Linked DNA regions of Homo sapiens: region 1 is linked to region 2. Evidence: chromatin loops called from intact Hi-C (ENCODE). Cell type or tissue: gastrocnemius medialis. All regions are shown on one strand. Each heading gives the region's core, and the rest is flanking DNA. Links, peaks and the distances in the headings are about the cores only. Region 1 overlaps LHPP (phospholysine phosphohistidine inorganic pyrophosphate phosphatase). Region 2 overlaps ABRAXAS2 (abraxas 2, BRISC complex subunit).

Evidence for each region. Peaks named below come from ENCODE experiments on the same cell type or tissue, not always from the same donor. Only the 100,000 strongest peaks of a DNase experiment are listed, where the experiment ranks them.
Region 1: it touches region 2 in a loop (4-fold over the local background); 89 of 110 quality-filtered maps call a loop at or near these places.

What each region holds. Positions count from the first base shown.
Region 1 is chr10:124,513,908-124,530,755 of GRCh38, forward strand. It overlaps LHPP (phospholysine phosphohistidine inorganic pyrophosphate phosphatase), which reads left to right. Exons shown (of 7, transcript NM_022126.4): 6 at 3,273-3,364. Among named protein-coding and RNA genes, the nearest start is that of LHPP, 61 kb to the left of the region's middle. RefSeq lists enhancers at 8,207-8,748, 9,629-9,798, 14,279-14,448, a cis regulatory region at 14,364 and a silencer at 16,190-16,309. In gastrocnemius medialis, for the core only: no CTCF peak of the experiment used is centred there; DNase peaks (open chromatin) are centred at 7,774, 9,684 and 11,264; H3K27ac peaks cover 4,426 bases.
Region 2 is chr10:124,823,251-124,831,250 of GRCh38, forward strand. It overlaps ABRAXAS2 (abraxas 2, BRISC complex subunit), which reads left to right. Exons shown (of 9, transcript NM_032182.4): 5 at 3,345-3,535; 6 at 5,506-5,625; 7 at 6,143-6,227. Among named protein-coding and RNA genes, the nearest start is that of ABRAXAS2, 25 kb to the left of the region's middle. In gastrocnemius medialis, for the core only: a CTCF peak has its summit at 4,470 (motif pointing left); a DNase peak (open chromatin) is centred at 1,891; H3K27ac peaks cover 907 bases.

The sequences.
Region 1 (16,848 bases), core at 3,792-11,791, 310 kb before region 2:
ACTCTATGTAGGTGACCAATGGGAAGTCTTGTTTGCGCCTCATAAGTGTGTCCAGACACAGCCAGCCGTGCCGTAATGCAGAGCACTCAGCTGCTCAAGACACATTTGCTGAGCGTCAACCAAGTGCCAGTTGTCAACCCAGATTCCTTGTCCTGAAGGAGCTCCTACTTCTGGAAGGGTGGGATGAGCAGAGTCCATTATGCTGCACTATGACACGGGTGGCACCAGGGTGTGATCCCAGAGTGCTTTGGGAGAGCCACACAACCCAGCCTGGGGGCAGAGGAAAGGTGGTGGTCACCAGAGCTGAGTCCTGAAGGCCTGGGGGGAATTAGCCAGCAGAGGAGGGAGGTGAGCAGGCAGAAGGTCAGCACGTGCCCACAAGGTAATTTTCTGGTGTTGATGTGTATTTCCAGCTATTGTCATTTTCCCTTCGCCCAAAGGACTTCTTCTACATTTCTTGTAGGGTAGATCTCTTGGTGATGAATTATTTCCGCTTCGGATGTCTGAAATATCTTTATTTCATCTTCATTTTGGAAAGATATTTTTGCTGGGTACAGAATTCTAGATGGGCAGTTTTTTCTTTTACTGCTTAAAAGACGGCACTCCACAGTCTTCTCACTTGCATTGTTTCCAACAAGAAATCTAACGTCTTAATCTTCGTTTCTCTGTACATAACATGTCTCTTTTGTCTGACTGTTTTATAAGATTTTCTCCTTGTCACTGGCTTTGAGCAATTTGATTATGATGTGCCTTAATACAGTTTTCTTTGTGTTTCTTGTGTTTGGTGTTCATTGGGATCTTGGATCTGTGGATTTATTATTTTTATCAAGTTTGGAAAAGTTTCAGTCACTATTTCTTCAAATATATTTATGTCTTCTCTCATCTCACTTTTTTTTTTTTTAATCTAATTTAGAGACAGGGTCTTGCTCTGTCGCTCAGGCTGGAGTGCAGTGGCACAAACACAGCTCACTGCAGTCTCAAACTCCCGGGCTCAAGTGATCCTCCCACCTCAGTCTCCCAAGTAGCTGGGACTACAGGCGTGCGCCACCACATCTGGCTAATTTTTTAAATTTTTATAGAGACAGGGTCTTGCGGTGTTGCCTAGGCTGGCCTTGGACTCCTGGGCTCAAGTGATCCTCCCACCTCAGCCTTCCACAGTGCTAGGATGATAGGTGTGAGCCACTGTGCCCCAGCTCATCTCACTTTGAGGAACTCTAATTGCGTGTACATCAGGCCGCTTGAAGTTGTGCCATAGCTCACTGATGCTCTGTTCATTTTTGAAAATAATTTTTCTGCCTCTGTTTCATTTTGGGCAGTTTCTATTGCCATGTCTCCAGGTTCATTCATCTTTTCCTCTGCGGTATCTCTTCTGGCATTAATCCCACCCAGTGTATTTTGATCCCTGACATTGTAGTTTTCATCTCTAGAAGCTTGGTTTGGATTTTTTCTTTTATCTTCCATTTCTCTACTTTTGGAACACATGAAATACCATTACAAGGGCTGACTGAATGCTCTCGTCTGCTCATTCTCACCTCTCTGTCAGTTCTGGCTCAGTTTGGATAAACTCATCTTTCTCCTCCTTCTGCATGATACTTTCCTTCTTTGCACGTCTGATCATTTTTTATTGGGTGCCAGACGTGATCAATTTTACCTTCTTTTTGGGTGCTGGATATTTTTGTGTGCCCATAAAGAATTTCGAACTTTGTTGTGGGATGCAGTTAAATTACTTGAAAACAGTTTGATCCTTCCAGATCTTGCTGTTAAGATTTGGGGGCAGCACCAGAGCAGGGTTGCCCTGGGTGAATCATTCCTCATAGTGAAGCCAGCGGCTTCTGAGATCGCACTCAATGCCCTGTGCATCGTGAGTGAGCTTTCCCAGCCTGGCTGGTGGGGACATAACGCAGTCCTGCGTGAGACACAGGCACCGTTTTCCCTAGTTATTTGGTGTGATTCTTTCCCAGGCTCAGGGAGTTTCCTCCCTCACGTGTGCTGGCAGTGGTCTGCTGAGTACTTGAGGGGACCCTCCACGATCTCCACAGCTCTTTCTCCATGCAGCCTTCTCCTCTCTGATTCCCTGTCCTGTGGACTCTGCTCCTGGGTCTCCCCAGAATCCTAGCTTTGTCTCCCCAGTTCAGGGATCCTACTGGGCTCTACCTGGGTTTCCCTTGGTATTAGTCAGCCCAGTCTGTCATACAAAACACCACAGACTGTGTGGATTCAACAGCAGAAACTTTTTTTCTCACTGTTCTGGAGGCTTGAAGCCTGAGATCAGGGTGCCAGCAAGTCCGGTTTCTGGTGAGGGCTCTCTTCCCAGCTTGTAGATGGCCGCCTTCTTGCAGTGTCCTCCCATGGCCTCTCCTCTGTGCTTGCATGGAGAGGGCACTCCAGTGCCTCTTCCTCTGGTAAGGACAGCAGTCCCATCAGATCAGGGCCCCCTCTGACCTCATTCGCCCTTAAAGAATTACCTCCTTACAGGCCCTGTCTCCAAATACAGTCACGCTGCGGGCTAGTGAATTTGTGGGGGACACACTTGAGTTCACAGCACCCCTCCTGTGTCCACAGTCTGGAAGCATCGAAGGCAGTAGGCTGGGGGCAGTCACAGGAGCCACCTCATTTGTTTCCTGCGTCTCAGAAGTCATTGTCCTTCGTTGCTTGATGTCCGGTGTCCTGAAAGCTGTTGGTTCATAATTTGGTTTTCTGGTTTTTTCAGGTGAGAGAGTTTATCCCAGAGGCTAGTTTTTGAAATGATACCCAGGCTGTGAGCATTTCCTCTGTGTGTGTGTGAATTTTGGTTTGTATATATTATTTTGTTTTTAAGGCAATACCTTCACCATTGAAAGCAAAACCTATATAAAGCAAAACTTACAAAGATTTGCCAGAGATTTGCTTCACTTTCATGGAATCAAGGGCAAATAACCAGGTTACAGAGTCTTTAGGGTCAGGTGAAATTTAGCCTGTGTTCCAGCAGAGGCCAGACAGCGTTCAGCATCCCCGCACGTCCTTGGGGCGCCAAATCACTTTGACGTCTGCTGATTGATTTCAAATTGCACAGATATATACTGTTCAAAGCTGTGGCCTACGGGGGCAGTGTGAGATATATTCAAGGTGGGTTGACTTTTAATCAATACGATGACAATATTATCTTGTTTAATTTGTATGATGGTGGTTGTAAACATCAAATCAAGCCATTTATTATGTCAAAAAAAGATGAAGGAGCCCGGGAATAAAACTCTCCTGACATCACTTCTGAGCGTATTTCACTGCCGTGACAGGCCGTCATGATTGGGGACGATATCGTGGGCGACGTCGGCGGTGCCCAGCGGTGTGGAATGAGAGCGCTGCAGGTGCGCACCGGGAAGTTCAGGTCAGTGCCAGCTGGAGTCATTTATTCACCTTCCTTCCAGGGGATGACCACATTCTCATTCTGTTTTGTTCTTCAAAATAAAGGGGATATTCTTTCCAAATCAAAGAGCAGTATGTGGGCATTCACTATCTTGTATGTAATGGACCTCTAAGAACAGGGCTGAGTGGTCTTTTATAGCAGACAGTGATAAAGTAGAGTGGCTTTTGATACAGGGTCTGGGTTTTGGAATGGCGTGCAGTGCAGAGAGAAATAAGCAAAGGCACTATCCATCCTGGCGGCGGCCCACCAGGGAGTTGGGCCGAATTTGTGCTGCTGTCCCTTTGGCAATTTGATCAGACCCTGCACTACGGCAGTTACAGCTGTGGGCACTCAGCCCCTTGGACAGCCTCCCTCTCCTTTTGTTCACTTTCTCCACTCTGTAAGACACAGAGAGCCTGGAGACGACAGAGGGTTGCTCAGGCATGCCCTGGAGCAGAACCTCCATCTCAAGAAGAAGGTTGTGTTTTATTTGCTGGCAAAAGTCTGCCTGGTCTGGAGCAGCTGTCAGGGGTTGGGAGCTCCCAGGCATGTGGAGGGCCCTGTGGTACCCAAGCTCCAGCTCGCCTGGTCATCGAGAGGATCTTGGACATCAGAGTGTTGCCTTGCCTTATGCTAGATGGTTTCGATTGTGGCCATTCAGAGAAAGTACATCTTTGCAGATGCTGGGGAGACTTGGTTGAAACATGGTTACCTGGAGGTACTTGGATTTGGGGTGGGGGCAGTTACATTTGTCCTGAGAGATCTGCTTAGGCAGGACCAGAGAAGACAGATCAGAGGGCCCGACCGTCGCTCTGAAGTCTCTCCTGCGGGTTGGGAGCTGTGGCTGAGTGCGAGGTGAGTGAGGAAGGCTCAGCGCACCTGGGTCCAGGGTCAGGAAGTTGGTCCCTTCCAGCTACCTCCCAGACCCTCCCAGGCTTCCCCCGACGTGTATGACATATGGGCCTTCTTTCTTTCTTGAAGTTGGGTTTTGTGGCTCCCCTTGGTTAGGCCTGGCCTAAGGGAGTGAGGGAGACCCCACTCACAAGCCACAGGAACGTTTTTTTCCAAGAGACCAGCCAGGGGTCCCCCAGTCCCCAATCCTGCCTTTCCTGCAAAGGTCGCAGAGCCTGGTCTTGCTGCTGCTCCCAGGCGAGGGGCTCTCCGCTGACAGCGGACCTCGGGGCCCTATAGTTGATGCCGGGTGCTGCCTGGCGTCAGCCGTCAGGAGCCCAGCCCGGCGCCCCATGCGTCTCAGGGCACACCTGTGACCCGTGAGCACAAGTGACACCTCCCTGCTTGGGAGCACAGCGGTGTGGCTCGGCAGGAGGTGGAAAGGGAGAACCGTACTGTGTTGTGTACTGGGCTTCTTCCAGTTCCTTGGAGGAGAAACATGTCTGTCCTGAATGCCACCTCAGTTGGGGTCTTTCTGGCCAGCCCAGGCCAGGTGCCCCTATAAACTGAGAATGGGCCTCTGAAGAAGGCCCCCCACAGCCCACGAATGCAGGTGGGCACGAGGGAGGCTGTGCCCACCCTACGCCAGCAAGGGTTGGTGCTTTTCAGATTCCGGTTACCTGCATGCTATTTAAAGAAGAGTACGAGGTGGGCATCCCCCATGACACTGTCTCCCGGAGAGAGAGAAACTCTGTTTTTTTGTTTTTGTTTTTGTTTTTTTGAGACAGAGTCTCCCTCTGTCGCCCAGGCTGGAGTACAGAGGTGCGATCGATCTCAGCTCACTGCAACCTCCGCCTCCCAGGCTCAAGTGATTCTCCTGCCTCAGCCTCCCGAGTAGCTGGGACTACAGGTGTGCACCACCACGCCTGGCTAGTTTTTGTATTTTTAGTGGAGACGGGGTTTCACCATGTTGGCCAGGCTGGTCTCGAACTCCTGACCTCAGGCGAACCACCCGCCTCTTCCTCCGGAAGTGCTGGGATTATACGCGTGAGCCACCGCGCCCGGCCCCAGAGAGAGAAACTCCATCAACAGTTTGCCGAATCCTTCCACACTGCCTTCTCTGCATAGATAAACAGACTGGTAATATTTTGGTTTTTTCTTTTTATAAAAATGGGATGATATTGTTTTGCAGCCTCCTTTTTCCTTGAACACTGTTTTATGGCCTCTTTCTACAAGTGTCTTCATAATGATTTTTTTGGTAATTTTTAAAATTTCAGTAGTTTTTGGAGAACAGGTGGTGTTTGGTTACATGCATAAGTTCTTTAGTGGTGATTTCTGAGATTTTGGTGCACCCATCACCCGAGCAGTATACACTGTACCCAGTGTGTAGTCTTTTATTTCTCACCTACCTCCCACCCTTCCCGGCAAGCCCCCAAAGTCCATTGTATTATTTTTATGCCTTTGCGTCCTCATAACTTAGCTCCCACTTATAAGTGAGAACATACAGTGTTTGGTTTTCCAGTCCTGAGTTACCTCCATTCCTTGAGGTCTCCAACTCCATCTAGGTTTGCTGTTAATGCCATTATTTCGTTCCTTTTTATGGCTAAGTAGTATTCCATGGTGTATATGTACCACATTTTTTTTCTTTGTTTCTTTCTTTTTTTTTCTTTGAGATAGAGTCTTGCTCTGTCACCCAGGCTGGAGTGCAGTGGCGCAGTCTCGGCTCACTGCAAGCTCCGCCTCCCGGGTTCACGCCATTCTCCTGCCTCAGCCTCCCAAGTAGCTGGGACTACAGGCGCCCACCACCACGCCCGGCTAATTTTTTGGTATTTTTAGTAGAGACGGCGTTTCACCATGTTAGCCAGGATGGTCTCGATCTCCTGACCCCGTGATCTGCCCACCTCGGCCTCCCAAAGTGCTAGGATTACAGGTGTGAGCCACCGCGCCCGGCCTCTTTCTTTTTTTTTTAACTTTTAAGTTCAGGGGTACATGTGCAGGTTCATTACATAGGTGAACATGTATCATGGGGGTTTATTGTACAGATTATTTCATCACTCAGATATTAAACCTAGTACCCATTAGTTATTTTTCCTGATCCTCTCCCTCCTCCCCTCTTCACCCTCCAACAGGCCCCAGTGTGTGTGTTATCCTGTGTATCCATGTGTTCAGATGCTGTAGGAAAGGAATCAGTGTAGTGCCGGGCACACAGCAAGCCCTCAGCAAATGGCCAGGGTGGGGAGCACGTGCGGCCACTACTGTCCATATCCATCCGTATCCATGCATATCCATCCATATCCACCAAGCTCCAGACATGGAGTCACCTGCCTCCATTGAAGAGGATGGGACTTAGCCCATTTGTTCCTAACGAGATTTAAAATGTCAGACCTTTTGATTTGTTTGTAAGGATGCAAATCTGCCTTTGTTAACATGCAGGACAAAGGGAGAAGAGTGTTAGCTTGGCTAAGGTAGGGACCCAGTCGCTGGGGGAGGCCACATGGGCATCAAAGGAGGTGGGGCTCTGCGTGTGTAGGTGTGCCCCAGTTAAAGGGATGGGAGGTCTCCCAGCCATTGGTGACTCTCTGGAGCTGCACTGTCAGACACAGTAGCGGCGAGCCGCAGGGGGTGACTTGTAGCTCGCCCACAGTGAGACGTGCAGGAAGTGTAAAATACACACTGGATTTCAGAGACTGGGTGGGGAGAAAGGATTGTGAAAGAGCTCATGAGTATTTTTTTATATCGGCTGCATGTTGAAATGCTGATATTTCGTGTTAATTTCACCCATTTATTTAAATTTTTGTTAACGTGGCTACTAGAAAAGGTTCGCTGGCTTCTGCAGGAGTGTTGGTGGCCCCAGGTGGCAGCTGCCCTCCTCCTGCACTGTCCCCTTCTCCCTCCAGATGGTACTCTTGGTACACAGATACACTGAAATGCTGGAGGGGCGTGGGGTCCTGGATGAGTGGCTGATGGGGCCTCGCTCTCTGGAGGGCTGTTTTGGGACTGGAATTGCCTGCGTGGTGCTCCCTATGGATGTGTGGCCAGCCTGGGGCCAGCACACAGCCTCTGGAGTCAGCCGGGCACCTGCCGCTGGGCCGGCATCCCTTCCTTCCAGGAAATACCCCCAGCCAGGCTCTATGGAGCAGCACCTCGCCCTTCCAGGGCCACCCCCAGCCCTCTGGCACCTCAGCACGGCCCCATTCTGCACAGCGGTGAGCCCCCCAGGGGCAGCAGCTGTGTCTCCTCTGCAGCTGAGGCATGTCGTCGCAACCCTGTGCTGAGCCTCTCCTCTCCTGCAAGTGGCCCAAAGAGGCCTCAACAGGGGCCAATGACCACTGGATGGGTCAGCTGGGCATCAGAAGGCCTTCCAGGCTCTGTCCTCTGTTGGTGGCCTTGGCGGAAATGGGAGAATGAAGGGGGAGGAGGGGTGGCCTTGTCCTGGGCCCAGGTGGCAGAGAGCCCTGCAGTGAGTAACTGCGCTCACACTTGGTTTGAGGCCAGGGCAGCATGGGGAGGCCGTCCAGGCTGGGGCAGCTGGCGGGTGGGGGCAGCGGTCAGTCCTGCCAGTCACTGGCACCAGGAAGGGGGAGAAGCCAGAGGGATGACTGAGGCCTCCCACTGGTCCTGCTGTGGGACGTGCCCTCAGCCAAGGTCTTCTAGTACGGAGCACGCACACGTGCACGCACTTACACGTACACACACACACACACACAATTGTTTCTGAGGCAGCTGTCAGGAGTCTGAGAGGCCGAGAGGTGGCTGAGGAGTGGGATTCGGCCGCTGACTGGCAGTGAGATCTCCTTGTCACCTTAGATGTATCCATTTCTCTTGTTTTCATTATAAAATGGCCCAAAGAGAGTGAAGCCTCGGGGTTGGGAGAGATTGCAGGTGGCTTAGCTCTGGAGGGAAAGTTTTGCAGGGCCTGCTCCCCAGGAAAGCATCATCCCCGGGCAGGGGTGTCTGGAGCTTGGCCCAACAGGGCTGCCCAAGAGCCCTGGACAGGGAAGCACAAAGCTTTCTTTTCATACCTGCTCCCTGTGGAAATCCTGCCCAGCCAGGGGGCGGCCCTCACCTGGCTGGCAGGTAAAGGCCTTCTGGGTGTTCCCTGCCTGCCCTGTTCCCAGGACTCCTGGCGCATTGGACATGGCTGCTCCCCCAGACTCCTCGAGGTCCCATCCAGCCACAGCGTTCCTGCTGCCCAGGCCCTGGACAACAGTGTCTCCTCCGTGGGGGGTCCTGTGCCATGGGTGGCAAATCCTCATGATGCCATGAGTCCTGCAGCCCCAGAGGGTGCTGCTGCCCTGCCGTGAGAGGCTTTTTCAGATGGGACAGCTAGGACCTTGGCCAAGGCCACCTGGCAAGGTTTTACAGAAGCTGGACTGGAACCTGGCCGCCCCCAGTCCCCTGGGCGGGTGCTTTTCCTGCACTTTTCCCTGGTAGAATGTCCTGCCCTTGGGGCCACATTTTGCAGCAGTCACAGGGCCTGGCCTCACTCCAGGGCTCCATGTTTGGATGCGAGGCCCAGTGGGTAAGTGCACTGCTGCCCACGCCCCCCCCCAAGCACTGTCTGCTCCTCCCTGCTTGCCTGCCTGTCAAGGCAGCCCTCATCTTCCTTGGAGGATGGGGCTGGGCTGGGAGCCTGCGCCCTCCCATTCTGACAAATGAGTAGAGGGAAGGGACGTTTTGCCCAGTTCCAAGGTGCCCTCTCTGTCCTCAGTGGAGAAGGAAGAGCCGCTGGCACATCTGAGCCACAGACCCTTCCTGCCTCTTATATCCCCACCAACCTGTGTTCCTGTGGACATGCCAGAAACCAGGCCGTGTGGCCTCTCACCACCCCATCACTCTGTTCGCTGTTCCACGCCACACCCTGCAGCCACCACCCAGTCAAAGGCGCCACTGCCTGGGAAGCCCCTGCGCTAGTCCTGGTGCTGCTGTGTAAATAAAGCCGCGATGCGGAGCTCGCCTCTGGTCTTCTCTTATTGTTTACCCAAGGCTGGCAGATGTTTTATAAGCCCCGAACGTTCTTGACAAACAGTTTGCCCTTCGGAGAGGGAAAGTTTCCTGGACCGTGATTCCCGACATCCTGCAAGGTCCCTTCTAGCTGTGGCCTGGGTGCTGAAGGGGTTTCCCCCCAGTGGGGTGGCCAGCCGATCTAGGATTCCAGCCGCCTTGCACAAAGCTGGAAGACGAGGGGCTGCAGGGTGCATGGCTGTGGAGCTGGCTGCGTCGGGAGGGAGAGTGCCCCCACGCCTGGCCTTTGACCTTGGAAGCGGCTGCCGTCAAAGCAGCAGCTTGTCCTGGGTCTTCCCAGACTTCGCAGTGACGGATTTCAGAGTGTTTCCTGTTACGAGAAGGCTGTGGATTCGCTTTGGAACATGACAGATTTTTCTTCTGTGCTACGTGGAGTGTGAGGGAAGGAAGTGAAACTGGTGTTAATTTTTCAGCAGTCACATGTCAAAGTGAGTGGCTAGCAAGCAGGGGGGTCCAGGCTGTGGTGGCCCTGGTCAGCCTTCCAGGAGTCAGGACCCTCCTGCTGCCCTCCTGTGTAAACAGACCAGCCAGGGCAATCCGAGCCAGCCCCGGTGGAGAGAAAGGGCCAGTGCTGGGCTTGGGAGCTCACCCCAAGTTCCTCGGGTACTCATCCTGGCAGTGCAGGGAAGGGCACCGGGAACAGGCCTGTGGAAAAATCCACTGTGCAATGAGTCCGTGAATCCCAGACATCCTCTCAGCAGCCCTCTGGTCCTGCCCGGGATAGAGGCTGTGGCTTCTGGTGTAGGTGGGCACTTCTGGGCTCAGAGGGGTCATTTAGCTCACCTGAGGTCACACGGAGTGGGACCCACCCCAATTTAAGCCTGTACACTTTTTTCTTTTGTCTCTTTTGGTAACAGCTTTATTGAGAAATCACTCCCACGCTGTATAACTCAGTGGTTTTCATACATTCACAGAGCTGTGCAGTCGTCACCACAATTTTATAACATTTCATCACCCCAAAAAGAAGCCTCAAATCGTTTAGCTATTATTAGCAAAGACCCCCCACATTCCACCCAGCCCCAGACAATCACTAATCTACTTTATGTCATACTTTCTTTCTTTTGTTTTCATTTTTTTTTTTTTTTTTTTGAGACAGAGTCTCACTCTGACAGCCAGGCTGGAGTGCAGTAGCATGATCTTGGCTCACTACAACCTCCGCCTCCCAGGTTCAAGCGATTCTCCTGCCTCAGCCTCCCAAGTAGCTGGGATTATAGCCACGCACCACCATGCCCAACTAATTTATGTATTTTTAGTAGAGATGGGGTTTCACCACGTTGGCCAAACTGGTCTCAAACTCCTGACCTCAAATGATCCCCCCGCCTTGACCTCCCAAAGTGCTGGGATTACAGGCATGAGCCACCGTGTCTGGCCTTATGTCATACTTTCATTTGAAAAATTTAGAAAAATTAAATTGGCCCAGGAGTTTGAGACCAGCCTGGGCAACATAGCGAGACCTCATTTCTATTAAAAATCAAAATTAGCCAGGTGTGGTGACACCCACCTGTGGTCCCAGCTACTCGGGAGGCTGAGGCAGGAGGATCTCTTAAACCCAGGAGGTCCACGAGGCTGCAGTGAGCTGTGATCATACCACTGCACTTCAGCCTGGGTGACAGAGCAAGACCTTGTCTCAAAAAGAAATTTTTTTAAATTGTGGTAAAATATATATAACATAAAATATGCCATTAAACAATTGTGATGTGAAGTGAATAAAATTTGAATACACAGCATAATGAATAACAAAGCAAACACTCTAAGGTCAAGAATTAGGAGGCTATCAGCTCCCCAGAAGACCTAGTCCCTGATTGACATGCCCAGTCCTGCAGAGGCGGCCCCGCCTTGCCGTGGGCACAGTGGCCGCGGTGACTGGGCCTGCTTTCTTCTCCCACATGGCTGGCTTCCCTCCAACATGGCGCTGGCTCTTCCTTCTCTGACCTTTATCCAAGTGGAATCGCACACTGTACCGTTGAGCTGTGGCTTGTTCATCGTGTCCTCTGTGGCTCCAACACCCCTCTCTGCCCGTCCCTCAGAGGGAACATCTGGGTGGGTCCCAGTTTGGCCCTTCTGCACTGGCTGCCAGGAATGTTCTGGTTTTTGTCTCCTGGACACATGGGCGTGAGTCCTTCTGGGGCGGATCTGCTGATAGATGGCAGTGCTGGGTCATGGAGGAGCATATGTTCAACTTGACCAGATGAGGCCAGACGGGTTTATGCCCCCACCACGGGGGGACCCTGTTGCTCCCCGCCCCGACCATCACGAGCTGTTCTGGGAGGGAGGCCCATGTTCTTCCCAGTTTACGGTCCTGGGAGGTTTCTGGACATTGTCAGCATGTGGCAGTCCCGGACGCTGGGCCTCCTGAGAGAGTGGGGAGGAGACCCGAGGCGGAGGCGAGTGTGTGAAAGGAGGCTGGTGGGGTCCACATGGCTCAGCAGGTGAACATGGGGTTTCCAGGGGCAGACACCCCATCGTGGCCCCCATGGCTTTGGTTGGGGCAGCATCAGCTTCCTCCTCTGCTGGGTTTCCTGCCTTCTGTTGGCTGCTGGGGCAGGGGAGACAGGATTGGGAACAGTCACCCTCTCTGGTACTGACCCTCATTAGCATTCTTGGTTCCTGAGCAAGGCTGCTTCATGTCCAGGGCAAGAGGGGAAAGATGTTAAAACCTGAACCCCCCTGCTGGGCTTGGTGCCGCCTGTGGGAAAACCGGTGGGCTGAGGGCTGGGGGGCTCTGAGCTGAGGAAGGGGGTCCCAGGTGGAGGCCGGGAGGTGGCTGCAGAGTGAGGCCACAAGGCCTGGGGGTTGGCCCAGAAGGTAGGACCCCTGTAGGCAGCCTCCCAACCCCAGGAATTTGCCTCTTGGGAACGTGCAGGTCCCTCGAGGGTCCTGGAAGGCGCTGGAGTGGTGGGACAGGGATTGAGGGAGCGTCAGCAGGGCCCTCTCTTCTCCCTAGAGCCGCTCAACACGTGTTGCAAGGCACGTGCTCTGGACCTGGTGCTCACACGTGCTCTTCTCCCAAGACACTCCCTGAAGCGCGTTCCCCAGGAGCTGGAAGGGGGATAACGCAGGTATGCCTCATGGCGGGGCCAGTGCTCATGCTTACACACACTCAGCCTCAGCTCGTCTACACCCTGCAACAGCCCAGAGAAGCCACCCGCCTTCTTACCCCTACCATTTAGATTTGCAAATGGAAGCTCAGAGAGGTGAAGTAACTTGCCCAAGGCCACACAGCCTACCAGTGTCAGAATCGGGATTCGAACCCACCTCTGCCTGACTCCAAGGCCTGTGCCCCTGAACATTCTCAAGCCACCCCCCAATTAGCCAAGTGTTGCTGGAGCTCTGAGCAGGGGCCGGGCCTCACAAAACAATAGTAGCCAGTGTGGGGGCTCACAGGACTGGTCAGCTCCCGCCCTCCCCCGCTTTGGCCCCCTCCACACACACACGACCTGCTGCTGAGCTGGACATAAGCAGGACCTGGCTCTGGGGGCTTCTGACCTAGGGCAGGCCCTGAAGTTGGTCATTAGACCCCACCCACCCACCTGAGAGCCTGGCGGAGATGTGACAGGTGACAGCCCCAGAAGTCCCATCGTTGCTGCCTTTGTGGTTAAAGTCCGCTGAACCCAAGCGCTCTCTTCCCCTCCAGTGTGTGGTGGGGAGGTGGGGAGGGGACCCAGGCAGATCTGGGAAGCCGTGGCCAGGCCGCAGCAAGCAGGGGAAGAAGGGGCCCGCAGTGAACTTGCAGCAGGAGCTGTGGCCACCGTCCTAGCCAGGCCGGCCACCTGCCCAAAATGTTCTCTAACCTTAACATGAACCTGGGCCACTTGGGCTCTGCTGGATGCCCCCAGGGCTGCCAGAGCCTGCCCGCCACAGAGCCCCTCTGAGACCTGGAGTCTCACCTGAGCCCTCTCGCTGCCCACAGGGCTGGCCTCTGCCTTTCCGCTGCTGCTCTGCGGCTCGGGGACACGGCCAGGGCTGGTGGCGCTTACAGCCCAGGGGCAGGGGAGGGCACATCCCCCACAGCATTCACCATTGCTGCTGTGTTCTGATGCATCAGGGAATCTGCATTTTTGACCCTTTGATTGCTACATCTTTTCCAGCCTGGAAAAGTGAAGAAGGAAGGAAAGGGGGCTCAGAGGCCCCTGACTCCTGTCCTTGCAGGCACAGCTGGACGCAGTTCTTATTTTCAACCATCTTGCAGCAGTGGTTTTATTTGTGCACAGGTTCCTCTGTGTCATGGGTGGGTCCCAGGATGTGAACCCGGTGTGCTCCTCTAGCTCCACTGTCCTCAGGTTGGGGACAGCCAGGGACAAGGCCCCCTACTCCAGCTCCAAACGTAGTTCCAGGCTGGGGTGCCCTTTGCCCAGGCCCAGCCTGGTAGCCCCGGGTGCTCTCCCTGACTTTTCATGAGCCCGGGGGCTGAAACCAGAGCAGCAGGGAGACAGAAAAGCCCAGCCCCACCCTCCAGAGGGGGAGTCCAGCTGCCCGGAGACCCCAAGAGCACTGCCAGAATCTGGGTATGAGACCCAGTCCCCTGCCGCGTGCTAACCATGTAACCTTGGACGTGATCTCTTTGTGCTTTTTTTTTTTTGTTTTTTTCTTTTTGAGATGCGGTCTTGTTCTGTTTCCTAGGTGGGAGTGCAGTGGCACCATCATGGCCCACTGCAGCCTGGAACTCCTGGGCACAAGTGATTCTCCCGCCTCAGCCTCCCAAATAGCTGGGAAACAGGTTTATGCCACCACGCCCAACTAATTTTTAAATTTTTTATAAAGATGGAGTCTCCCTGTGTTGCCCAGCCTCCTGGGCTCAAGTGATCTCCCCGCCTTGGCCTCCCAAAGTGCTGGGATTACCCGGCTTGAGCATGATCTTTTTGCCTTGCTTGGCTCTGGGTTTCCTCATGTGTCAAGTGGGGCTGAGCCCCAGCTGTGTGGGCTGAACAGGGGAGGGTTAAGCTCGGCCCCTAGAGTGAGGGCCCGCCATGGTGGTGGCTCCCGTATGGCATATTTCCCTAACGGTTCCCATTTGGTCTGTCCTGCTAGACCAGGCTGGTGGGACGTACACTGACTCTGGGGTTCTGTCCACCCCGTGGGTGTGGTCCACCACATGGTCATGGTGGCTTTCTAGGGTAGACTTGACCTTCCCCACTGCCTTTATTTATTTATTTATTATTTTATTTTTTTTTGAAACGGAGTCTTGCTCTGTTGCCCAGGCTGGAGTGCAATGGTGCGATCTTGGCTCATTGCAACCTCCGCCTCCCGGGTTCAAGGGATTCTCCTGCCTCAGCCTTCCAAGTAGCTGGGAATACAGATGTCTGCCACCACACCCGGCTAATTTTTGTATTTCCACTAGAGACGGGGTTTCGCCATGTTGGCCAGGCTGGTCTTGAACTCCTGACCTCAGGTGATCTGCCCACCTCAGCCTCCTAAAGTGCTGGGATTAGAGGCGTGAGCCACAGTGCCTGGCCTTCCCCACTGCCTTTAAAATCTCTATGGTCCCCACTGCCCACGGGAGGAGGCCCAACCCTGTCCTCTGTTAGTCCCCTGGTCCCCGTAGATATTTACCAAGCACCTACTATGGCCAGGCGCTGTTGAGGATGTGGGGGATCGAGTGAATGTGGCAGGTGTCCCCTGCCCTCTAGGGCTGTTCTTCCTTCTAGGGAGGGAGGTTCAAGCCCCTCTCCTGATGCCCAGCTGGCCTCCCAGCGTCAGGGATCTCTGCTCTGTTGGTCCCCTGGAGTGGCCCTGGGGCCACCACATAACACTTTTGTAAGAATAAGAGTTATTTTTTATGGCACAATCGCCCCTGCCCTGGGTTTGTGAATTTGGGGGATTCTTTTTTTTTTTTTTTTTTTTTTTGAGACAGAGTCTTGCTCTGTCGCCCAGGCTGGAGTGCAGTGGTGTGATCTCGGCTCACTGTAAGCTCCGCCTCCCGGGTTCATGCCATTCTCCTGCCTCAGCCTCCTGAATAGCTGGGACTACAGGCACCCACCACTACCATGCCCAGCTAATTTTTTTGTATTTTTAGTAGAGACGGGGTTTCACTGTGTTAGCCAGGATGGTCTCAATCTCCTGACCTCGTGATCTGCCCACCTCGGCCTCCCAAAGTGCTGGGATTACAGGTGTTGGGGGATTCTTAAGGAAAACCACCTGAAAGTGCGGGGTTATTAAAAACAGAAACCAACCCATGCACCCACCACTCACGAGCAGCCCACACAGCTCCCACCTGACCAGGGCTCCCCCTTCTCATGGGTGAGTGAAAGTTGCTGAAAATAGGCCTCCTGGTGAGGAACCTCCCAGCCAGCCCTGTCAGTGGCACTGAGGCTGCTCTCCGACTGTGGCATCCCCCATGTCTGTCCTCATTACTGAGCAAAAATTTGTGCAGAGGAGTGCTCTACACTTTCCAAGGGTTTAATCCAGGAGCTGAGGGCCAGGGGCTCCATGACTGTAGACTCAACATCCTGGGCCACAGCCATCCGTGAGGGGGAGGACGAGGGGCCACGCCCTGCACTCTGTCCCAGCATCCCCTCTCCCTGGAGCCATGCAGAGATGGCCTCATTTCATCCCACACTCACATGCGGGTCCTAGACACCAGCTCATGCACATACACACACACACACACGCACACACACACACACACACATGCGCACATGCACCCACGCACTCTCTTTGCCTGTGGGAGGGCAGGATCCCAGCTGCCCCAGCGGGGAAGGGGTGTGGGGAATCAGCCCTGCAGATGCGGTGTGAGGGGCAGACATGGCATGCTGGTCTTTGGCAGTGTGGTCCCAAGTGGGGGCGGCTGGAGAGGTGCCTTGCCACAGGGCCCAGGCCACCCGCATGCATCCCATGAGGCCGTCCAAGCCCGTCTGCCCTGCATCAGAGAGGACACCCCAATGCGGGGAGGGAGGAACCTGGTGAAGCCAGGAGCGGTGGGCAGGGGCCAGCAAGGATCCCCAGGCCCCCAGGGCAGTGTGCATCCGGCCTTCTTGCATGCCCACCTGGCATCCTGCCTGCCGCCTCCTGCCTCCCGCCCCACCCCTCCTGCGTCCCAGCCTGGTGGACCTCTCAGGGTTCACTCTCATTTCCTCCTCCCCACGCCACCTGCTCGGGCCACAAGAGGGCGCCTTGCTGCCAGGGATGGGACAGGCCGGGCCTGCTGGAGCCAGGGCCGATGCACGCACAGCTACATACACTCACCCGGGCCCACGTGTGCTCACGAGGGGCCCCCATACCCACACGATCCCGCATCCACATGTGCGCACGCCAGGCCCCACAGGTTCTCAGGCCCAGGCCACACATCCACAGGTGCCCACTCTCATGCTGGCCTCATAGTGCATGCACACACACACACACACACACATATACATACACTCACGCCCAGACCCCCCCACGCCCCAGGCCACACATGTGGGCCTGCTCACACCCCACTCATTCCCTCCCAGATGCCGCACCACCCCCATGCCCTGTGTGCCCTCTGCCTCTCGGGGCCCTGGGGCCCCAGCTCCAAGAACCACGGGCTTGCTTTAGCCAGGCTTCCACAAGCCTGCCCATTCCTCAGGACACTG
Region 2 (8,000 bases), core at 1-8,000:
GATTTTTTCCCCTAGGATAAGTACAAAATTTTATCATTACCTCAAAAGGGTGGTTATATGACCCACAAGGTACATGTAAAATGTTAGGCTTAAGATAGAGGCTAATGTTTTTGATAAGAAAATCTGCCAGTAGGTACAGTTTGGTCACAGGCTGAATTACTGTTCTGGCAGAATCCATACGTGCTTACAATGTTTGCACAAGCCTCAGGTTTTAGGCTAAGGCCAAACAAAGCAAGTAAGGAGGATTCGTGCTTTCCGGAAGCTCTGAAATTGATAACAGTAACTGAAACAGCCATCCTTGTATCATCATAAGGCCAAAAGAACACAAGCTAAAGACAATAAACGTGCCCATATTGGGATGAAAATGTAAGCAAATGCCTAGCATAGAGAATAGTCTGTGGTCTGTGGATAGAATAGTCTGTGTGAAAAATTGGCCGAGAAACATAAGCAGAGACAAGGTTTTAGGGAAAGATATCCATAATTCTTCATCATGTCCCAAATATAGCTATGCAAAATGTGCTTTTCAACATCAGTGACTTAGTTTCTCAGTAGCTTTGCAACTAGTTTGTTCGTTAGCTCTAAAAGGTAGAATCAAAGATATCACCAATACACATTAATTTGGCATCTCATCCTTCATTGATGAGAATGACAGGAGAATCTGTTTTGTTTTGTTTTGTTTTGTTTTTTGAGACAGAGTCTTGCTCTGTTAGCCACCCTGGTACAATGGCATGATCACAGCTCACTGTAGCCTGGCCCTCCTGGGCTCAAGTGATCCCCCTGCCTCAGCCTCCTGGGTAGCTAGGACCACAGGCGTGTGCTTTTTAAATTTTTTGTAGAGATGGGGTCTTGCTATCTGGCTCAGGCCGGGCTCAAACTCCTGGGCTCAAGTGATCCTCCTGCCTTGGCCTCCCAAAGTGCTTGGATTACAGTAGTGAGTCACCACACCCAGCCAGGAGAATCTATTTAGAACTGTTGGCATCTATCAAATCAATAAGCTGTTATATGCCAGGCACTGTGGCTCACGCCTGTAATGCCAGCACTTTGGGAGGCCGAGGCTGGCAGATCACTGGAGGTCAGCAGTTCGAGACCAGCCTGGCCAACATGGTAAAATCCCATCTTTACTAAAAATGCAGCTGGTTGTGGCAATACACTCCTGTAATCCCAGCTACTTAGGAGGCTGAGGCATGAGAATTGCTTGAACCTAGGAGGTGGAGGTTGCTTGAGCCAAGATCGCGCCACTGCTCTCCAGCCTGGGCCACAGAGCAAGACTCCATCTCAAAAACCAAAAAAAAAAAAAAACAAAACAAAGGCAGCTAGGAAAAAAAATGAAATAAAATAGTTCGAATTGGCATAACTGAAAAGCACTATTAGTCATCCAATAGCCACCTTGCAAGATTCTGCTAGTCAATGAGTATTTCATGAAAACAGCCAGTGTGCTGAGCACTGTTCAGGTCTTTGCAGGAAGGCAGGGGAAGTGCAGGGCATGCCTGAGGTCTGCTGAGTAGGTAATTCCAACATTCCAAGTAGGAGTTGGGTACAGAGTATTGAATCTTAGAATGAAATGTGCTATGTTCACCTGCATCAATAGCTCTATCTAATTGTATCCAAGTTTTCTTGAAAGGAAAACTACTTTTACCTTTTTTATGGCCACCATCATGTCTAGTGTAGAATGTGAAAGTTAGTGTTGCCCAGTGGAAACAGGCAGGCATCTTGATTCCACATCTTGGCTGTCACTCATGAGCTCTGTAACTTCGGACAAAACATCTCTTCTATCAGATTATATACTGAGGCCAGGCACAGTGGCTCAATGCCTGTAATCCCAGCACTTTAGGAGGCTGAGGCGGGTGGATCACTTGAGGTCAGGAGTTCAAGACCCACCTAGCCAACATGGTGAAACCTCATCTCTACTAAAAATAAATTAGCCAGGCGCGGTGGCACATGCCTGTAATACCAGCTGCTCGGGAGGCTGAAGCAGGGGAATCGCTTGAACCCAGGAGGTGGAGGTTGCTGTGAGCCGAGATCATGCCACTGCACTCTAGCCTGAGTGACAAAGCAAGACTCTGTCTCAAAAAAAAAAAAAAAAAAAAAATTATACCCTGAGAGAAAGGCTTGGGTTTTCTTTTTATTTAAGGGATATCAGAATTAATTGCTTTAATCTATGGGAAGATATGTTTTATGTTCAGTAGTACTCCTTAAGTCAGGAACTATTGCTTATTTCTTTGTTCTCTGTAGTTCTTTGCATATGATATGAACTCAATGGAGAAAACATTATTCACTTAGAGTGGTGTAGTAATTAGTGAAAATATTTGTGACAATGCTAGCCTCAGCAAAAGTTGGCTTACTTTCTACATGAAAATGTCAAAACAATCTCAATTTACTATTAATTTTAATTTTAATATGACACTATTAGATTTAAACTACCTTTGCTTCTTAAAACAAGATTTTAACTCAGAGTTGGTTTCAAAGAAGGAAGCTGTATGAAGATTGATCTTCTAATAAAGAATTAAATGTTTTGAAAACAGATGTTTTTAAATTTCAGTATGCAAAAGAAAAATTCAGAAACTTACTTAAATTCAGATTCCTGGCTCTATCTTGAGAGGTTCTGATTCTGCAGATTTGGGTGGGGTCCAGGAATCTGCACTTTAGGGATGGGGTCCAGGAATCTGCACTTTAGCAGTCTTTCAGATATCTCTGAAGTCATCTGTCTTCCTGATGACCAACAAATCACATTATGAGAAGTATTCTTCCAGAGTGCATAACAGTTTCATTAGCCAGTTTAGTTATGCTATAGTTAGAGCTGAAAAAGCTAAACTTTTAAAATAGATTTGTTGAGGTAAAATTGACATATAACACATATCTCAAATGTATGCTCTTAGAAGTTTGATGTATGTGTAAACTTGTGAAACCATCACCATATTAAGATAACGAGCATCTCCTTCACCTACAAAAGCTTCCTCGTGCCTTTCCAGTCCTGCCTTCTCCCCTCATTCCTGTTAACCACTGATCTTCTTTATGTCACTAGATTAGTTTTCATTTTCTAGAATTTTGTACAAATAGAATCCTATAACCTATACTTCTTTTAGTGAGGAGGTGTCTAGCTTCTTTCACTCAGGATAGTTATTTTAGGACTCATTCATGTTCCTTTTTATCACTAAGTAGGATTCCAGCATATGCCTGAAGCACAGTCTGTTTATCCATGCTCCTGCTCATGGACGCTTGGGTTGTTCCAGGGTGGGGCTTTTGCACATAAAGCTACTATGAACATTTGTGCATGTGTGTTTGTATGGATACATTCAGAATTAAATTTGTAAGATTTCATGCAACTTTTCACACTTTTCTTTCAGAAAGTCATTGGGTGGTACAGATTCCGGCGCAATACGCAGCAGCAGATGTCCTACAGAGAGCAGGTTCTTCACAAGCAGCTCACCCGCATCCTCGGCGTGCCCGACCTCGTCTTTCTTCTCTTCAGCTTCATCTCCACTGCCAACAATTCCACTCACGCTTTAGAATATGTGCTCTTCAGACCAAATAGAAGGTAAAGCTTGCTTTTCCATCTGCCTCACATATAAGAAGGACGTTGGGACCAGGCGTGGTGGCTTACGCCTGTAATCCCAGCACTTTGGAAGGCTGAGGCGGATGGATCATGAGGTCAAGAGATTGAGACCATCCTGGCCAACATGGTGAAATTCAAAAATTAGCTGGGTGTGGTGGCACGTGGCTGTATTCCCAGCTACTCGGGAGGCTGAGGCAGAAGAATCGCTTGAACCTGGAGGCAGAGGTTGCAGTGAGCCAAGATTGTGCCACTGCACTCCTGCCTGGCAACAGAGCAAGAATCCATCTCAAAAAAAAAAAAAAAGGATGTTGGTACAAGTCACTGAGATTCGTGACTTCAAAAATGTGCATTATAGTGCATTTTTTTTTTTTTTTGAGACAGAGTCCAGCTCTGTCACTCAGGTTGGAGTGCAGTGGTGCAATCTCGGCTCACTGCAACCTCTGCTTCCCAGGTTCAAGCGATTCTCTTGCCTCAGCCTCTCGAGTAGCTGGGATTACAGGCACACACCACCATGCTGGCTAATTTTTTTGTATTTTTAGTAGAGACGGGGTTTTGCCCATTTTGGCCAGGCTGGTTTTGAACTCCTGACCTCAGGTGATCCACCTGCCTCGGCCTCCCAAAACTTTATGCATCTTTAAATAAAAACTTGTATTATTCCCTTTAGCTCTTTTTGTGGTTACGGAAGGTATTTTTCTTGTCAGTTATTTACATAAAATTGTTTTTGGATCAAGAAGCATTAACAAGACATGTTTATTATGCATAAATTCTTATAAGGAATAAATAGCTGGAAATCATCATTTGCTTCTCCATAATCCACTATGTGGAAATGTAGTTTTATTGCTGTGGAAGTCTGATTATAATTTTGAAACATAAATTTCAAATACAAAATTGTGAAATTGAACCACCTGCTGGTTAACGAGGGTTTTGCATCGTGAACTTGTTAAACCAAAAAAAAAAAAAAACCACCCCTATGATTATATGATCATGTTGTCTGTTTGTAAACAGCAAAATGGTTTCCCTCTGGAAGTTTATTTGTTGTAGAATAAATTAAATTGACATCAGTGAAAATAATTGTTAATTGTTAAAAAGGTTTTTATAAGATTTCATTATGTAATCTGTGGGTATCTCTTGAGCACTTACAGGCTCAGCATTGTGTCAGTCACTGTGAGTATACAAAAGATGTGTAAGGCATGACCTGTGCTCTCAAGGAGTTGATAAGCAAGGTTTTACTTTACAGAAGGGAAAACATCACTAATTCATGTATCCTTGGGTTGTCTGTAGAAGGAGGTGCTCCGTGAGACCTTCCTGTTGGTTTACCAACGTCAGCAACTAAGACTCCTACCACCAAGCCCCATTCTTGCTTTAGTTAATTACTTTTATTTATTTTAATTTTATTATTACTATTATTTTGGAGACAGGGTCTTACCCTGTGACCAGGCTGGAGTACAGTGGCACTATCATATTTCACTGCCACCTTGAACTCCTGATCCTGTCACCTCAGCCTCTTAAGTAGCTGGGACTATAGGCACATGCCACCACGCATGCCCTTTTTAAAAAATTATTTATTTATTTATTTATTTAGAGATACAGTCTTGCTGTTGCCCAGGCTGGAGTGCAGTGGCACAATCTTGGCTCATTGCAACCTCCGCCTCCTGGGTTCAAGTGATTCTCCTGCCTCAGCCTCCCGAGTAGCTGAGACTACAGGTGTGCACCACCATGCCCGGCTAATTTTTTTTTTATTTTTAGTAGAGACAGGGTTTCACCATGTTGGCCAGGCTGGCGTTGGTCTCGAACTCCTGACCTCAGGTGATCTGCCTGCCTCGGCCTCCCAAAGTGCTGAGATTAGAGGTGTGAGCCACCACACCCAGCCCTTTTTTTTTTTAGACTGTCAGTCTCACTTGAATATGATAGAATGGTACATTTAACATGATCTCTCTGAATTTTTCCCATAGGTATAATCAGAGGATATCACTCGCTATTCCCAATCTAGGAAATACTAGCCAGCAAGAGTACAAAGTGTCTTCAGTGCCAAATACTTCTCAGAGTTATGCCAAAGTGATTAAAGAACATGGGTAAGTTGAAAGGTAAAGTGCTAGTTTTTTCTTTTGTCAGCAATATTTCTTTTGTTAATAACATTTAAAAGGTGTATGGAAAAATGTAAAACCAAGTTTGATATGATTAAAATTGAAGAATACAGTAAGGTAATTGTCTAGATACCACCAGCATGTATCAAAATTTTGTTCTTGTTGAAAAGATAGTTTACTTTTATGAATTTTTTAAATCATTTGCCACAATATTTTTTGTAATTGATACAAAAGTTTTGGATAGAGTATTATTTCTGAGGTTCTAAAAGCTAAACATAGTCACTGAAAAATACATAGCTTTTTATTATTTTTTAAATGATCTTGGTAACATGGGTTTTTTAAATTTCTCTTCTGTAATTCTTGTGGTATGGGCATTATTCCTTAAACACTGTCACCTCGGAGTCACAGCATTTAAACAATAAAGTGGAAGAGGCAGGAAAAATGCCTTTCCATTTCACCGCAGTTATGATAACCTTGAGGCATCTTTTTTCTGTTTGTCTTCCAGTACTGACTTTTTTGACAAGGATGGAGTGATGAAAGACATCAGGGCGATTTATCAGGTTTATAATGCACTTCAGGAGAAAGTTCAGGTAACTGATTTATTTATTAGTTTTCATCTTATTTGTCTTGCCCAAAAGCTTTTAATTCTACTTTAATTTTGAATTGTCTTCCAACTGACAAATAGAGTTAGGATCCGAAAGTCAGAATCTGCTTTCCCAGAACAGAGTCAAGCTGTGGAATAATGATTCATGCCGTCTCGCAGAAGCCTGGCTCACTCACTCTGTGCCTGAAGTAGATTGTTAATACTACTGTTTCAAATACTTACAGCCCCATTTGTGATAGTAGTTTTGCTAGGAAAATGTAGAAAGGCTTGCTAAGAACATAGCTGTCTCCATCAGTTATATTCTAAGTAGAGACAATATCAAAAGGCAGCCATAACTGGTTGCATCTCTGCTTCTTCATCCTAGTTCACTCACTTTGCCCCCAGCTGCCTCCATCGAGTGGGAGGATCTCGGCAGAGCCTGTTCACTCCTAGTCATTTATGCAACAGACATCAATGGAAACATCTCCTGTGAGCCAAATACTGAGCTTGGTGCTAACAATACTTTCCCACATTCTTTTCGTCATCCCCGCTGTGTTTTTAGGAGTAGTTTGCTCTAAAACCTAAGAACAAAAGAGCGTTTGAACTGGCCTTTGAGTACAGCAAAGAAAGTGGTAAAGTTGATGAAGCTCTCCCAGACCTGGAGAAAGCCTGACTTTAAGGAAAAAGGCTTTGGCCCGGCATGGTGGCTCACACCTGTCATCCCAGCATTTTGGGAGGCCTAGGCAAGAGGGTCGCTTGAGCCAAGGAGTTCGAGATCAGCCTGGGCAACATAATGAGACCCTATTTCTACAAAATAGTTAAAAATTAGCCAGGTGTGGCAGCATGCACCTGTAGTCCTCAGCTACTTGGGAAGCTGAGGAAGGAGGATTGCTTGAGTACAGGAGGTCAAAGCTGCAGTGAGCTACAATTGTGCCACTGCACTCCAACCCAGGTGACAGAGTGAGACCTCATCTCTAAAATATAAAAATAAAAAGGATGAAGGCCTCAGTGAGTAAAAAGAGGAATGAAGACAGATACTGAAAAAGAGGAAAACAGGCTGAGTTCAGCCTGGGGCAAAGGGAGAAGCATGCAAGAGCCATTTCCAGTCTAGTGTTCCAAATCAGGGCCACTGTGCACCTACCAGAATAGGGAACTTTATACAGACTCACTGGTCACCAGCCTACTTTCTGGAAGCTTCTGGTATTTCTGCTATGGAAGGAACTTGCAGTGGAAAATAGCTTTTTGTCCTGAATTCATGACCATGCCCTTTTCAGAATATCAGCACTGGCCAAAAGTGGCTGTTATATTTCATTGTTGATTGAATAAGGCCTGCTTTGAAAATACCAAATCACATAGAGTGTTCTCAGGATTATAAATAGCTAAATTACACAGATGTAGTCTCAGATAGCTATCTTTTATTAAACCTTGACTTTGAAACTTTTTTCAACTTTTCTTTAAAAATATTTTCTGTTAAATTGTCTTATCTGATTTTTTGAATGTTGGTAATAAATAAAAGTTGAAAGCATCTTATTCCTGTCTTATCTTTTGTTCTTCTTTGTATGCTAAACTGGTACCAAGAGTTCCCTTTTCATTTCAATAAAAATGATTAATCAAAGGAAAGAGTAGATCTTTCCTATCTTACCCTTACTGGTCAAGAATTTATAAGCTAAATAGCATAATCATCTTAAAATTAAAGCAAATCAGTGAATAATAACAATTCTAGTCTTTTGGGCTTTCATGATTTTGTTCTACCTTATGTGGCTGCTTTTTAACTCAATAA